Linked DNA regions of Homo sapiens: region 1 is linked to region 2. Evidence: chromatin loops called from intact Hi-C (ENCODE). Cell type or tissue: endothelial cell of umbilical vein. All regions are shown on one strand. Links, peaks and the distances in the headings refer to the core of each region. The heading gives the core; the rest is flanking DNA.

Region 1 (8,324 bases), core at 44-8,043, 180 kb after region 2:
GAAGTGCCCAAGAGGGGCCACAAGCTACCTGTGATCTGTGTCCCCCCACCAGGGGGATGGGTGCTTTCATTTTTATCGTTGTGGAAAATTTCACATTAAGTACTTCTCCAAAGAATCTCCCAGACATCTACTTGTTCTTTCAAAACATAACAGATTTTTTTAAAAAACAATTTACATACCATATAATTTGCCCATTTTGAGTGTACAATTCAAGGCTGGGCGCGGTGGCTCACGCCTGTAATCCCACCACTTTGGGAGGCTGAGGTGGGCGGATCACCTGAGGTCAGGAGTTCGAGACCAGCCTGACCAACATGGAGAAACCCCATCTGTACTAAAAATACAAAATTAGCTGGGCGTGGTGGCACATGCCTGTTATCCCAGCTCCTCGGGAGGCTGACAGGCAGGAGAATCGCTTGAACTCGGGAGGCGGAGGTTGCGGCGAGCCGAGATTGCACCATTGCACTCCAGCCTGGGCAACAAGAGCGAAACTGCGTCTCAAAAAAAAAAAAAAAAAAAAAAAAAGGCCGTAGGTCTGAATAGACCCCTCACCTAAGAAAAATAGATACATAGCTGGCAAATAGGCACATGAAAATATGCTCCACATCATATGCCATTAGGGAACTGCAAATTGAAACAATAATGAGATACTACTATACATCTATTAGAATGGCTACAATGCAAAACACTGATAGCACCATATGCTAGCAAGGTTGTGAGGCAATGGGAACTCTCGTTTACTGCTGATAGAAAGGCAAAATGGTATAGCCACTTTGGAAGACAGTTTGGCAGTTTCTTACAGAAAGTTAAATATAGTCTTACCATATGATACAGCAATCACACTCCTGGGTATTTGCACAAATGAGTTGAGAACTTATGTCCATGCGAAAACCACACAAATTATTATAGCAGCTTTATTCATAATTGCTCAAAACTTGAATCAACCCAGATGTCCTTCAATAGATAAATGGCTAATCTGTGTTACATCCACACAATGGAATATCATTCAGCAATAAAATTAACTGTGCTACCAAGTTATGAAAGGCATGGAGGAGTCTGAAATGCACATTGGTAAGTGACAGAAGCCAGACTGAAAAAGCTACATACTGTATGATTACAAGTTTATGACATTCTGGAAAAGGTAAAGCTATAGAGACAGTAAAGCAGTGACTGCCAGGGACTCAGTGGGAGGGAGGGAGGGAGGGAGGGAGGAATGAATAGTAGCACAAGTAATTTTTGGGGGCAGTAAAAGTATTTTGTACTATATTGTAATGGTGGATACATGAATTTATGCATTTGTGAAAACCCATATAATGTACATTAATAATAATGTACTAATATTCATTTTACAATGTTAACAAATGGGCCGGGTGCGGTAGCTCATGCCTGTAATCCCAGCATTTTGGGAGGCTGAGCGGGGCGGATCACGAGGTCAGGAGATGGAGACCATCCTGGCCAAAATGGTGAAACCCCAACTCTACTAAAAATACAAAAATTAGCCGGGTGTGGTGGCACGCGCTTGTCGTCCCAGCTATTCGTGAGGCTGAGACAGAATTGCTTGAACCCGGGAGGCGGAGGTTACTGTGAGATCGTGGCACTGCACTCCAGCCTGGGTGTCAGAGCAACTCCGTCTCAAAAAAAAAAAAAAAAAAGAAGAAACTAAAATGAGGTCCAATGAAGTAGTGCCAGGAAAAACATAAATGAACTAACTATTAAGCCCAGGAAAGGTAAGTGGTTAAGAGAGAACTTTGGTCTGAGACTTCCTGGAATCAAACTGTAGCACTGCCTCCCACTGGCTTTATGACTCAGGGCAAATACTTAGCCTATGGGAGACTCAGGCCCTGGACCCTCTACTCCTCTGCTCCACCCGTGGGAGAGATCAGGCCCATCTCACAGAGGAACAGATTTTTTTTTTTTCTTTTTTTTTTATTGATCATTCTTGGGTGTTTCTCGTAGAGGGGGATTTGGCAGGGTCACAGGACAATAGGGGAGGGAAGGTCAGCAGATAAACAAGTGAACAAAGGTCTCTGGTTTTCCTAGGCAGAGGACCCTGCGGCCTTCCGCAGTGTTTGTGTCCCTGGGTACTTGAGATTAGGGAGTGGTGATGACTCTTAAGGAGCATGCTGCCTTCAAGCATCTGTTTAACAAAGCACATCTTGCACCGCCCTTAATCCATTCAACCCTGAGTGGATACAGCACATGTTTCAGAGAGCACAGGGTTGGGGGTAAGGTCACAGATCAACAGGATCCCAAGGCAGAAGAATTTTTCTTAGTACAGAACAAAATGAAAAGTCTCCCACGTCTACCTCTTTCTACACAGACACGGCAACCATCCGATTTCTCAATCTTTTCCCCATCTTTCCCCCCTTTCTATTCCACAAAACCGCCATTGTCATCATGGCCCGTTCTCAACGAGCTGTTGGGTACACCTCCCAGATGGGGTGGTGGCCGGGCAGAGGGGCTCCTCATTTCCCAGTAGGGGCGGCCGGGCAGAGGCGCCCCTCACCTCCCGGACAGGGCGGCTCGCCAGGCGGGGGGCTGACCCCCCCCCCCACCTCCCTCCTGGACGGGGCGGCTGGCCAGGCAGAGGGGCTCCTCACTTCCCAGTAGGGGCGGCCGGGCAGAGGCGCCCCTCACCTCCCGGACGGGGTGGCTGGCCAGGCGGGGGGCTGACCCCCCCACCTCCCTCCCGGACAGGGCGGCTGGCAGGGCGGGGGGCTGACCCCCCCACCTCCCTCCCAGATGGGGCGGCTGGCCGGGCAGAGGGGCTCCTCACTTCCCAGTAGGGGCGGCCGGGCAGAGGCGCCCCGCACCTCCCGGACGGGGCGGCTGGCCGGGCAGGGGGCTGACCCCCCCACCTCCCTCCCGGACGGGTCGGCTGGCCGCGCGGGGGGCTGACCCCCCCACCTCCCTTCCGGACAGGGCGGCTGGCCGGGCGGGGGGCTGACCCCCCCACCTCCCTCCCGGACGGAGCGGCTGGCCGGGCAGAAGGGCTCCTCACTTCCCAGTAGGGGCGGCCGGGCAGAGGCGCCCCTCATCTCCCGGACAGGGCGGCTGGCCGGGTGGGGGACTGATCCCCCCACCTCCCTCCCGGACGGGGCGGCTGGCCGGGCGGGGGGCTGACCCCCCCACCTCCCTCCCGGACGAGGTGGCTGCTGGGCGGAGAGGCTCCTCACTTCTCAGACGGGGCGGCTGCCGGGCGGAGATGCTCCTCACTTCCCAGACGGGGTGGCTGCTGGGCGGAGGGGCTCCTCACTTCTCAGACGGGGCGGCTGCCGGGCGGAGGGGCTCCTCACTTCTCAGACGGGGCAGTTGCCAGGCAGAGGGTCTCCTCACTTCTCAGACGGGGCGGCCGGGCAGAGACGCTCCTCACATCCCGGACGGGGCGGCAGGGCAGAGATGCTCCCCACATCTCAGACGATGGGCGGCCGGGCAGAGACGCTCCTCACTTCCCAGATGTGATGGCGGCCGGGAAGAGGCGCTCCTCACTTCCTAGATGGGATGGCGGCCGGGCAGAGACGCTCCTCACTTTCCAGACTGGGCAGCCAGGCAGAGGGGCTCCTCACATCCCAGATGATGGGCGGCCAGGCGGAGACGCTCCTCACTTCCCAGACGGGGTGGCCGCCGGGCAGAGGCTGCAATCTCGGCACTTTGGGAGGCCAAGGCGGGTTGCTGGGAGGTGGAGGTTGTAGCGAGCCGAGATCACGCCACTGCACTCCAGCCTGGACACCATTGAGCACTGAATGAACGAGACTCCGTCTGCAATCCCGGCACCTCGGGAGGCCGAGGCTGGCGGATCACTCGTGGTTAGGAGCTGGAGACCAGCCCGGCCAACACAGCGAAACCCCGTCTCCACCAAAAAAAATACGAAAACCAGTCAGGCGTGGCGGCACGCGCCTGCAATCGCAGGCACTCGGCAGGCTGAGGCAAGAGAATCAGGCAGGGAGGTTGCAGTGAGCCGAGATGGCAGCAGTACCGTCCAGCTTCGGCTCGGCATCAGAGGGAGACCGTGGAAAGAGCGGGGGGGGGGGGAGGGGGAGGGGGAGGAGGGAAGAGGAACAGATTTTCAAGAACGATTTGAGGATATGTATTAGCCCAGGACATGTTATGGGATGACCAGTGTCTTCAAACTAGGCAGAAAGAGGGGACAGGGTACAGGAGTCAGGGGAAGTAGGCGAAAAGGTGGACTGTTTAGTAGGGGATCAGGAACATAGAAAAGTGGCAAGGCTAGTGACCTTGGTACCCAGACACCAGGGGTATAACTCAGGTACCAGGTGTGAGAACAGCTCAATTCCAGGGATACTTCCATCCCCAGCTTGCAATCTCCATGGCTGAGCCTCTTTGATAACTTTTGTGCTATTCCTGGTTTCAAGTCTACCTGGTCCATCAATCAGTGCTCTTGTCTGCACTCCAGTTGGGGGAACTCATGAACTGTAAAGGGCAATCCTGTGGGGGAATGAACAGGTTGGTCAGTCCAGCCTAGGGCAGACTGACCCACCATGACAGTCCAGGGGTACTGATGACAGGCATGTACCATGAGCTTGGGGGTGTCCCACCTGTGTCTCCACTGGAGAGAATACACAGGTGTCACTGAGGAACAGGGTTGCAAGGACTGAGGATATGGGGTCAGCTGAGGACATGTTAAGGAGAGGCAAACATTGCACAGCTAGGCACTAAGGAGAGAGAAAGGGACACAGCGGGGCATGGCCAGAAAACTGGAATTGAGCTGAGTGGAGGCACCAAGACCTGCGAGGGCACAGGCTGGGCACCAGGTGTGAGAACAGCCCACTCCTGGGGGCATTCACCAGGGGTAGATCTCTTCAGGGTCCCTCTGCCACAACTAGTTTTGAGTTCATATGGTCCACCTGCTGGTGGGAATGTAGAAGCCTTCAGACCTATGAAGGATGATGAGTTTTTGAGAGTCCAGGCCAGGAGAGGCCAAAACACCATGACCCCAGCAAGCGAGAATAATCCTTACTCCAAGACAAACACAGACCTGCAAAAAATGAACATTCAGGGAAGGCTCCCAGGCAGGACCCAGTGGGCCCACACGCACCCATGTCAGTGCATGCAGTGCCTGGAATCTTACAGGAAGTGACCGAGCTGAACGTGACCAGCTGTGAAGATTCAGAGACTTCTGAGCCCCGATCTTGGCCACTCACGGCCCTTGGGTAGAATGTGTGGGGTGTCCACTCAGCCACTTGTTAGAGGAGGTGGCATGATCTGGGCCTCAGTGCCACGACCAACAGCGACTTCCAAGGGGAACATGGAAAGAACAGAGGAAAAAAACCAGAGTTGAGGCTGGGGAGAGTTATGGTGCCAGTGGTCTCACCCAGCACTGAGTGCAAAGTTCTCCAGCACCACTTCAGGTAGAAGCTCCTCTGGACCTTGCCTAAGAACTCCGTTCGTCCGGGAGGACGCAGGCCCACCTGCTCTAACATGAACGCGTCTGAATTCAGCGGAGGACACCCAGGAGCCCGGTTATTCTCCTGCCAGCGTCCTCCCCTGATGTGTCCCTGACCCCGTGCTCTGACGTACTCAGCCATGTACTCACTCTCCTCTCCCAGGCCCCCATACCTGAGATCACCATGGCCTGATATGGGGTAGACTACAAGCCTACCGTGCCTCAGCCATGTGCAGGGCGACCTGTCCCTGGCATCCACACCTGTGGCCCATACGTCGCCCGCATTGTGGGGCGCCGAAAACCCAACACAACTGAAACACAACTGCTGACCTTCCCCCTAAGCCGCCTCTAAACGAGGTCCCTCGGCCCCTGGTCCCAGCCGCTCTTTGAAGACTTGCCTGATGACAGGCATGTACCATGTTTTTGGCTGGGACATTTTTCTGAGCCTTGCTCCGGGCTCCGTAAAGCGGACACGGTGCCAGGGAGAGAATTTCGGGGCGGTTGCGGGCACAGGCGGGCTTCTGCGGAGGCCCTGGCGAACGCCCCCGCGCGGCGCGGTCCGATGGCCCCATGGGGCCGCCCCTCCACTGTGAGGTCACCGGGGTTCAGCAACATTCACTGCGGCTAGGACGCGTACAGGTCACTGAGGCAGAACTTCCCGATTCTCGCGCCTTCGTTCGTTTCTGCGGACCAGCGGAGACTCCTCCACACCGCCCACCGCCCAATGATCCCACTGCCGCAAACCGCCCCAAAGCCAGCGCCGAAAGCCGACGCCGGAAGCCCCGCCCCACGCAGGGCCCGCCCGAACGTTCCCGTTCCTGGGCCGCCATTGGCCAAGTCTGAACGGCCCCACGTCGAGGCTCCTTATGGGAAATGTAGTTCACGTCCCGCTTCAGGAGCTAGCGGCGCCCTCCCTTATCGCCTTGGCAACGACCCAGCCGCGCCGCGAGGAGAGCCGGGAATGGAGGTCGTGGCGTGAGGGGCGCCGAGCGAGGGGAGGCGCGGGCCACGGGAGTTCCGGGAGTTCCGGCGTTGCCCGGCAGTCCGCAGTCCTCGGCGGGAAGGCTGTCCCGGCGCCTCAGGCAGCTCTGCGTGGGCCGGGGTGACTTCCTCGCGATCCCCTGCGCGAGGTGAAGGGCAGGGACCTTTGCCGCGCCTTCCACGCGCCGTGCCCCACCGGCGAGTGGCTCCATCTTCCTCAGACTTATCGCTCGCGGACAGGCGCCGTGGGTCTCCCGGGCCTCCGTACCGTCCTCCTTCCCAGCGGCTCCGGGAAGCGGTTCCCTGTCTTCGGACGCATTTCACCCGCGCGGGGAGAGCTTCCCGGGAAGGTTCCACGGCGGCCGAGGGTTTCCGCGCCCGGGACGCGTTTCGGCTGAGGCCGTGGGTCCAGTCCACGGGTTCTGCCCGCACGGTCCAATGGCCGGGGAGGCGGAGGTGAGCAGAGGATGCCTCCGAGGAATGAGGGGGCCCACCAGGTGGGGGGCGGCGTGTGCCAGGGCAGAGTTGGAGGAGGGCAGGAGATCTGCGTATGATTCCAGGGGGAGGTCTTTGATGCACGGCTGGGGCATGCCCTTGGCAGTGGGAGCCATTGGAGATGTGCCGCAGGACTGGGACAGGATGGGGTCGTAGTTGCTGTGCCAGGCCCTCTGGAGACGCATGTGCAGAACGGCGTGTGGAAGGCCAGGCAATTGCCTATAGGGTAAACTGGGGACGTTGTGCTGGGGGTGTACAGTTTTAGGCATTCTGTTGTCCAGTTTTGTGCCTGTTGAGCAGGAGGCAAACTGGACCCTGGGACCAGGTACTTGAGACCTAAGGGAGAAGGATGAGCATAGGTTTGGTTGCGTCTGAGAGGTATGATCTCTGGGACTGGAATTGGCAGGCAGGAGATAGAGTGGAGCCTGTGCCCTTGGCCCTGCACATAGATGGCATCAGTCTGGTCACCAACCTGATGTCGCTTTGGGCTGGACACAGTTTCCAGTAGTAACACCAGAAGCATCAATAACACCAGCAGCTCTGATATTCCTCTGGGATAGGAGAAGGAAGGTATAAGGGTATGTGTAGGGAGTAAGGTGGGGAAGAGTTTAGAGCTCATAGGGAAAGATAATGTCAGGGGGAGATGTGATAGGACCCTGAGATACAGGTCAAGGGCCTGAATGTGTCCATCTGTCCATATTTTGGTTGTTTTTTTCTGCCCATCATTGACCCCAAGGCTCAGTTGGACCCATCATTGCAGGGCTTGGTGATGTTTGAGGATGTGACGGTATATTTCTCCAGGGAGGAGTGGGGGCTCCTTAATGTGACCCAGAAGGGCCTATACCGGGATGTGATGCTGGAGAACTTTGCACTCGTTAGCTCACTGGGTAAGTCTCTTACACTGTCCCCCAGCACACTGACTACCCCCTCATTTTCCCCATGCGAAGTTCTGTCCATAACGAAGCCAGACCATGGGGGCTCTTTCCTTCCCAGATTCCCTGTTGTAGGTATTGTGGGTGGTGGGACTCGGTGGTGGGACTCGGCGGTGTGCTCTTTCCCTGCCTTTCTCTGAGCAATGCTGTTGGCAGCCTCAACACCTCTTGCCCCAGGAGCTAGTGGAGCAGGTTTTGGGGGTCAGATGTTTCATAGTTTGCCCACCAAATCCCACCAAGCTCTGCCTTTTCCTGGCCATGTGACTCTCTTGAAGACATGGCTTCTCTGTGCTCTGGGTTTTGCCTCCCTACAAAAGAAATTTTACAGGGACCTCCCTGGGCCAGGCTTGAGCCATGAATTTTAATCAGAACGGTTTGGGAAATATATATATATATATATATATATATATATATATATATATGTGTATATATATATGTATATATATGTATATATATGTATATATATGTATATATATGTGTATATATGTGTATATATGTGTATATATATGTGTATA
Region 2 (8,324 bases), core at 89-8,088:
CAGGCTGGAGTGTGGTGACACAATCTCAGCTCACTGCAACCTCCACCTCCCGGGTTCAAGCTATTCTCCTGCCTCAGCCTCCCGAGTAGCAGGGATTACAGACACACACCACCATGCCCAGCTAATTTTTTTGTATTTTTAGTAGAGACGGGGTTTCACCATGATGGCCAAGCTGGTTTTGAACTCCTGACCTCAAGTGATCCGCCCGCCTCGGCCTCCCAAAGTGCTAGGATTACAGGCGTGAGCCACCGTGCCCGGCCTAATTTTTTGTATTTTTTAGTGGCGACGGGGTTTCACCATGTTAGCCAGGATGGTCTCGATCTTCTGACCTCGTGATCCACCTGCCTTGGCCTCCCAAAGTGCTGGGATTACAGGCGTGAGCGACCGCACCTGGCCAATGAACTTTTTAAATTGAGACAGGGTTTCACTCTGTCATCCAGGCTGGAGTATAGTGGCAAGATCATCACTCCCTGCAGCCTCAACCTCTTGGTCTCAAGTGATCTTCCAACCTCAGCCTCCCAAAGTTCTGGGGTTACAGGTGTGAGGCATTGTGCCCAGCCATAACTTTTAAAAGATTTTCTTCCCTTTTATTTAGACATCAAGGTAAAAGTAACTTTTTTTTTTTTTTTTTTTGAGTCAGAGGCAGGCTGGAGGAGTGCAGTGGCACCATCTCGGCTCACTGCAACCTCCACCTCCTGGGCTCAAGCCATTCTCCTGTCTCAGCCTCCTGAGTAGCTGGGATTACAGGTGCCCACCACCACACCTGGCTAGTTTTTGTATTTTTAGTAGAGACAGGGTTTCGCCATGTTGGCCAGGCTGACCTTGCACTCATGACCTCAGGTGATTCACCTGTCTCAGCCTCCCAAAGTGCTGGAATTACAGGCATAAGCCACTGTGCCCAGCCAAAGGTAACATTTTTAATGTAACAATATATGGTCATTCTTTGCTCTTATGACACAATCCTACAAAAGGCGATCACTAAGCTTAAGCACTAAGCCTAAAACTGAATAATATAAACACTGATGTAGGGAAAGTTGTTCCTCAGACGACTCCATTATTGATACAGACATGGAAACAGTAAACAGAAATGTAACATCAAAGTTCTTATTTACTTGAACTTTTTTTTTTTTTGAGACGGAGTCTCCCTCTGTTGCCCAGGCTAGAGTGCAGTGGCGTGATCTTGGCTCACTGCAAGCTCCGCCTCCTGGGTTCAGGGCCATTCTCCTGCCTCAGCCTCCCAAGGAGCTGGGACTACAGGCTCCCGCCACCACGCCCGGCTAATTTTTTGTATTTTTTGTAGAGACGGGGTTTCACCATGTTAACCAGGATGGTCTCGATCTCCTGACTTCGTGATCGGCCTGCCTCAGCCTCCCAAAGTGCTGGGATTACAGGCGTGAGCCACCACTCCTGGCCTGAAATTTTCTATAATAAAAACAAACAAGATCATTTATTATCTCATAATGAAAAGTCCCTGAGGTGAGCATAGGCAATGTTGATTCAGTGGCACAAAGAGGATTCATTCCATCATGGATACTGGTTCTTTCCATTTTTCTGCTGTGCCATTCTCAGCATGTTGCCTTTACCTCCTGGGGTGGCTTCCTCATGGTGCCAGTGTGCTTGTAATTGTCCTACACATCACATACAGACATCACGGTCCAGGGGCAAAAGAAGACACATTGCTATCTTATGTCCACTTTTAAGACTGAGGGAACCGGCCGGGAGCGGTGGCTCATGCCTGTAATGCCAGCACTTTGGGAGGCCGAGGCGGGTGGATCATGAGGTCAGGAGATCGAGACCATCCTGGCTAACAGGGAGAAACACCGTCTCTACTAAAAAAGAAAAATTACAAAAAATTAGCCGGGCGTGGTGGCGGGCGCCTGTAGTCCCAGCTACTCGGGAGGCTGAGGCAGGAGAAAGGCGTGAACCCGGAAGGCGGAGAGTGCCGTGGGCCTAGATCGTACCACTGCACTCCAGCCTGGTGGACAGAGCGAGACTCCGTCTCACAAAAAAAAAAAAAAAAAAAAAAAAAAAAAAAGACTGAGGGAACCTTCCCAGGAAACCCCTAGCAGCCTTATTTCTCCTTGGCCAGAATATCCTTGCCTAATTCACACAGCAAGAAGCTTGAGTCCATTCTGATTAGCTTAGAATCCATCAAGATCCTCCCTTAGGGAGTTAGATTCTAGATTTCCCGGAAGAATCTAAAAATTGCAGGGTCGTGCTAGCCAGGTATGAAAATAAGCAAGTAAAAAGATGATGACTGTTGGGTAAAGCTATCGACAAGGTCAGCTACAAAACAGTCAAGCCAAGGAAGGCTAGTCACAGATGCACCCCAGACACAAAAGCACAGTCCAGGAGCTGAGGGTGCCTGAGCCACAGTGGTTCCCGCCTACCTGGCCTTCGTAGGAAAGTTTCCTGTGGTCTCCCTCATTGAAGAGCCAGGACGGGTCAGGCGGTGGTGGGTCTCAGACATTGAGCCCCACAACGCACTGAGACTGAACATCAGACCATTTATAATAACAGAACTCTGTCCCACAACTTCTGCAGCAATAGGTACAAAACAGAACTTGGTCACTGCCAGCCTCCCTATTTTTTTCCCTGTCCCACTTAGGAGCTACCACAGAAAGCCAAATAGGCTCGACTGAGCGATCACCTAGGACGAATCGCCTCCAGTTAGCGTGCTTCCACCTTCCACTCGGAATGCTCCAAGCAGGGCACTCCCGGGGCTTTGTTTCTATCACTAGGACGCGTCCCCACGCCCAGGCTGTCCCTGAGTCCCTGCCACAGGCGCAGATGTTGGCGGGCGCCCTTGCCCCTGAGCTCCCGGTTAACGGCCTTGGACTGTTCTCATGGCTCAGTCTTGGTCTCTCTCCCCAGCAGGGCAAGGCGCCGGGAAGGCACCCGAGATGACAGCGCCGAGCCCCATAGGCGCTAGTCCCGCCCTGGACGCCGACCGCCGCCTCCACAGTCTCGGCTTCGGTTGCTGGATGAGAACCAGCGTGGCCCGTTTAAGGGGGAGGGGACAGGCGCTGCAAGGAGCAGAGCCGCGGGAAGCAACTCCCTAAGCCACAATGCTAGTCGCGAACACAGGAAAAAGCTCATCCCGCCGCCGCGGGGCCCCATGCTCCCGCCGGCAATGACTATGCCTGTGGGAGCAACGGCTACCGGCGCGCGGCCTTCTGGGAGTTGTTTGTTGCGCGGAGCGCGGGCACGTCCGCCGGCCACCGGAAGCACCGCCATTGGCCGGTGCGTGCAGGTGAGTCTGGCGGCCTCAAGGTTGGCTCGGAGGTTTCACTGTTAGCCGGGTGCGGCCGGAGCGCAGGACCAGGCCAGAGCCGCCCCAAGTGATCTGGGCGTGCCGGAGAAACGAGCAGGGCCTGCGGGGGTCCCTCATGCGGCGAGGCCGAGCAAGGGCAGGGGCCTGATGGGATCGGGATCTCTCCGGCCTCAGGGACGGGGAAGGCCGGTCCAGTCAGGTTTCCCCTGCAGGAGCGCCCGGCTGGGTCTGAGCTTGTCGGGAGGCTCTCCTGCTGCAGAGCTGGGAGGGAACTTATAGTACCTCGCAGGTACGGGCAGGGGTGGAACTGGGTGGGACTGGGTGGGACTGGGTGGGACTGGGTGGGACTGGGTGGGCCCTCCCGACAGAGGGTGCCTGGGTCGAGGGCTGCAGGGGCGGGGGATTCAGGCTGGCGTCTGGAGCTCTGGGGCTGCCGACCCAGCGGGCCTCTCCCGGCTCCTTTTTCCTCCCTCAACTCATCTTCTGCGGCTTATCCACAGGTGGCAGCCAAGAGCCTCCTGGCACAGCGGCACCAGGCAGGTGACGCCTATTGGACCCCAGAGGTCATCCCAGCTCCAGACGTGGACACATTTTCTTCCAATGGTACGTGAAGCTTGAACCTTGCAGAGAACATGTGTATTTTCCAAGTGAACAGAAGATTAAGGCCAGTCCACGCAGGGCAGGGGTAACTGGGGTGTTGGGGGCCTGCACTGGTTAAGCGATGCTGGTGCACCCCATAGAGAGACTACAGAGGTGAACAGGATGGGATGTGTATGTAACGCCTGTAAGTTAGGGATCGGGGTTCCATTTGTGTTGGGTGATATTTGATGGGGACCGTACAAGGCAGTGCTAATGAGGAAGGCATGGGGTTGGATTTCAAGAGTCTAAGGGAGTAGGGAAACATCTGATTGTGGAAATGACTCCGTGTAAGGAGGGATGCCAAAAGACAGGAAGGAGTGGAGGAAGACTGTGTTTCTGTTTCCAGCGTGGAGCCAGGGTAGAAGTCACAGTGCAAGGAAGATGTGGTATGCCTGGTCAGTCTCTGCATGGGAGTTGAGGAGCATGTGGGTGACATGGCTGAATGTGGAGGAGGGAATGGCAGTGGCAGGAAGCCCAGGAGGTTTGGGCTGGACACGTAACCTGGAGCAGATTGGAAACGTCACCCCACAAGCAGGGAAGGAGAAAACTGGAAAAGGAAAGAGAAAGCAACTCCCTCCCCAGCCCTGCAGCCAGAGGGACTTCTGCCAGATCAGCCACCATACAGGTCCAGTATGAGGAACAGATGGGGAATTTTATGTCCAAGTATAATCACTATGAATACATGTGTTGTGCCCCTTTTGCAGGTTAACACAATGTTAAGCTCTGTAAATGCAACTCAATTAATTCTTTTAGCATCCTCACAAGGCAGGTCTTGCTGTTTTTCCAGATGTCTACGGATGAGGAAACTGAGGCCTGGAGAGGTTAAAGAGACCCGTTCAGAGTCCTACAGTGGCAGGTAATGGAGCCAGTACTTTGACAGCAGGTTGCAAAGTGAGTGTTCTCAGCCGTTGCCCTTGGATGCCTCCAGACAAGGAAGGACAGGGTTAGAGAGCAAAGATGGACACAGGCAGTGAGAGATTCCCCAGGGAAGGCCAGGAGCATCAGGACAAGATAGTAACACATAAGATATTGGGCAGACCTCTTGGATGTGGTCTACATTTGTGTTTGTGTGTGTGTTTGGGAGTGAGAGAGCAGAGCAGGATGGGCAAGATGAGGAGGGGGAAACTGAGAGTGTTGGTCACTCTGTTCAGGCCTCACCTGAGAGGAGAAGAGGCAGGGGGTGGGGCACTGGGATATGGATTCATCTTGACCAGGGAGAAGACATCTCAGCTCAGAATTTGAAGGGAGCTACTAATGAGTGCAGGCCTGCAGGAGTTTGTGTGCCAGGAGGTTGAAAGAGTCCAGAGTCATCCCTTGGAGTGAATTAAAAGGCCGATTTGTCTGCACAGAGAGGACAGTGGTGGGAGGGGACTGAAGTAGGGTGTGAGAGCATGAGCTCGCAGCTGTAAGGGGATAGTGACTGAGTGGATACTGGTGTTCCTGAACTCCTATACCACCCAGAACTCAGAAACTAGCAGGGTTGGGCAGAGAGGGCAGTCAAGGGCATAGGCAGATTGCACAGAACAAACAGATCAGAGAGGCCAAGAGGTGGGCCTCAGGCCAAGGATGTTAAGAAAAAGAACAGGGGCATTGGGCTGGGCTGGGGTGGGGTGTACCAGACGGGGAGGCTGGGAGCCTGAGTGGTAGTGTGCTTAGGGCCATGAGCTATGGAGCTCCCACCTTCTCACTCCCCAGCCACGAGGCCTCAGTTAAATTTTACTCAAGTTCTTTCTGCCTTGGTTTCCTCATTTAGAAAGCAGGGTAAATTCTGTTAATTGTCTTTGTGGGGTTACAAGGAAGATCAAATGCATGAATTCAGGCAGAGGACAGGGTACAGTGCCTGGCCTGTAGGAAGTACAGCCTGAGTGGTCAGTGGATTTTGAAAGGTAGGAAGGCCTGGGGCATTTGCTAGGGAAGGAAGCTGAGATCATAGGCCCCGGTGTGTTTTAATTCATGTCTTTATTATTTATTTTTTTATAAATGGGGTCTCACATGTTGCCCAGGCTTGTCTCGAACTTCTAGCCTCAAGAGAGCCTCCTGCCTTGGCCTCACAAAGTGCTGGGATTATATGTCTTTAATACAGAGCAGCTTTGTACATTTTTCAGCCATGTAGTTTATTTTATTGTGAACTATCTGTTTGTGACTGTCACCTCTCTTTTTCGTAGGTCTCTATTTTCATTAAAGAAGCTTAAATATTTTGTCAAGTTCAAAAAATAGTCCTGGTGTGTTTTTTGTTTTGTTTTGTTTTTTTCTTGAGACAAGGTCTTGCTCTGTCACCTAGGCTGGAATGGTGGCATGACCTCGGCTCACTGCAGTCTCCGCCTCCTGGGTTCAAGCGATTCTTGTGCCTCAGCCTCCCAAGTTACTGGGATTACAGATGTGTGCCGCCACGCCCAGCTAATTTTTTTTTTTTTTAGTATAGACAGGGTTTCTCCATGTTGTCCAGGCTGGTCTTGAACTTGAAAACTAATACAAAATATAATATGTAATGCCAGAAATAAGACTAGTTCTCACAGTAAATGTGATGGGTAGAACTCTGTTTTAGTAGACACTTTGAAATTGAACTGAAAATAAAAAGTTAAAGATACGCTCTACTTAGAAGAGTCAGATGATCCAGGCTTTGACAAACAGGTGGTGGGATGAGCATAGATCCATCAGTGAAAACAAATAAGGAAATGGGTGGCAAGATAATATCAGATAAAGTAGACCTTTAGTGCAACAGCATTAAGACAATTTTATCTTTTTTTTTTTTTTTTTTTTTTTGAGACAGGGTCTCACTCTGTCACCCAGACTGGAGTGCAGTGATGCCATCACAGCTCACTGCAGCCTTGACCTCCCGGCTCAAGTGATCCTCCCACCTCAGCCTTCTCAGTAGCTGGGACTACAAGTGTACACCACTACACCCAGCTAACTTTTTGATTTTTTTGTAGAGACTTGGTCTCACTTAGTTGTCCAAGCTAGTCTCCAACTTCTAGGCTCAAGCAGTCTTCCTGCTTTGACCTCTGTATTAGTCTGTTCTCATGCTAATAAAGACATATCCGGGCCGGGCGCGGTGGCTCACGCCTGTAATCCCAGCACTTTGGGAGGCCGAGGCGGCCGGATCACAAGGTCAGGAGATTGAGACCATCCTGGCTAACATGGGGAAACCCCGTCTCTACTAAAAAAAAAAAAAAAAAAAAAAATACAAAAAATTAGCTGGGCGTGATGGCGGGAGCCTGTAGTCCCAGCTACTCTGGAGGCTGAGGCAGGAGAATGGCATGAACCTGGGAGGCGGAGCTTGCAGTGAGCCGAGATCGTGCCACTGCACTCCAGCCTGGGCGACAGAGAGAGACTCCATCTCAAAAAAAAAAAAAAAAAAAAAAAGACATACCCAAGACTGGGTAATTTATAAAGGAAAGAGGTTTAATTGACTCACAGTTCCACATAGCTGGGGAGGTCTCACAATCATGGCGGAAGGCGAAGGAGAAGCAAAGTCACACCTTGCATGGCAGCAGGCAAGAGGGTGTGTGCAGGGGAGCTCCTCTTTGTAAAAGCGTCAGATCTCGTGAAACTGTCATAAGAACAGCAAGGAAAAGACCTGCCCCCATGACTCAGTTACCTTCCACTGAGTCCCTCCCACAACATGACACGTGGGAATTATGGGAGCTACAATTCAAGAGGAGATATAGGTGGGGACACTGCCAACCACATCAGCCTCCAAAAGTGCTGGGATTACAGGCATGATTACAGGATTAAGGCCTGGCCTTATCACCTCTTTAGTGATAAAAGGCTATAGGAACAAGATACATTAATCTTGAATGTTTATGGACCAGACACCATAGCATAGATATAAAGCAAAAATTGTGTACTTAAAGGAAATATGAGAAGGACTATATGAGAAACTTCAACACATGTCTTAGAATTTGATCAGGAAGACAAAATAGAGTATAATAAATTATTTTAAGTATGGTGTCAAGGTAGGTTATAGATTTATCTACACACTTCTGTCTGTAATATATTCTGCCCACAGAAAATTTAAAGACCCAGATTTTCTTCTGTGTACACAAGGCCCCTCCTATATTAGATCTGTAAATCATTGAATTCCCTTGGTCCTGAGTCCTGTTCCCTCTCTGTAACTTGATTGTTCCTGTTTAGTTTAAGTGCTGCTGAGTCTCATGGACTTAAATATCTTTACTGTGGTGCCCCAGTATCTTCTCTGGGCTTCAGGCTGGCAAACGTAACTGCCTGTGTAACATTCCCACTTGGAAATTGTGTCCAGCCTTAACATGTCTTGATTCCCCTCCTCCTACTTGTTCACTCTGGGAAAAGATATAAACTTTCCCAAGTTCTTGAATCTAGAAAGAGATGTCATTATTTAGCCTCCACTCCCAATTCTATTGCATAACTGATTATACTTCCAATGTAAAGAATG

What was found. Peaks named below come from ENCODE experiments on the same cell type or tissue, not always from the same donor. Only the 100,000 strongest peaks of a DNase experiment are listed, where the experiment ranks them.
Region 1: it touches region 2 in a loop (5-fold over the local background); 2 of 110 quality-filtered maps call a loop at or near these places.

What each region holds. Positions count from the first base shown.
Region 1 is chr19:58,402,328-58,410,651 of GRCh38, forward strand. It overlaps ZNF584 (zinc finger protein 584), which reads left to right and starts at 6,322. Exons shown (of 4, transcript NM_173548.3): 1 at 6,322-6,838; 2 at 7,614-7,764. The coding sequence starts at 6,821. ZNF584-DT (ZNF584 divergent transcript) reads right to left here and starts at 6,136. Exons shown (of 1, transcript NR_186337.1): 1 at 877-6,136. RefSeq lists enhancers at 5,481-5,530, 5,509-6,154, 6,081-6,130 and a silencer at 6,391-6,450. In endothelial cell of umbilical vein, for the core only: a CTCF peak has its summit at 4,892; a DNase peak (open chromatin) is centred at 6,224; H3K4me3 peaks cover 2,055 bases; H3K27ac peaks cover 521 bases.
Region 2 is chr19:58,225,694-58,234,017 of GRCh38, forward strand. It overlaps ZNF544 (zinc finger protein 544), which reads left to right and starts at 3,221. Exons shown (of 7, transcript NM_014480.4): 1 at 3,221-3,253; 2 at 3,775-3,877; 3 at 4,701-4,769. RefSeq lists an enhancer at 3,097-3,923. In endothelial cell of umbilical vein, for the core only: CTCF peaks have their summits at 3,223 and 3,430; DNase peaks (open chromatin) are centred at 3,108 and 3,788; H3K4me3 peaks cover 1,910 bases; H3K27ac peaks cover 1,182 bases.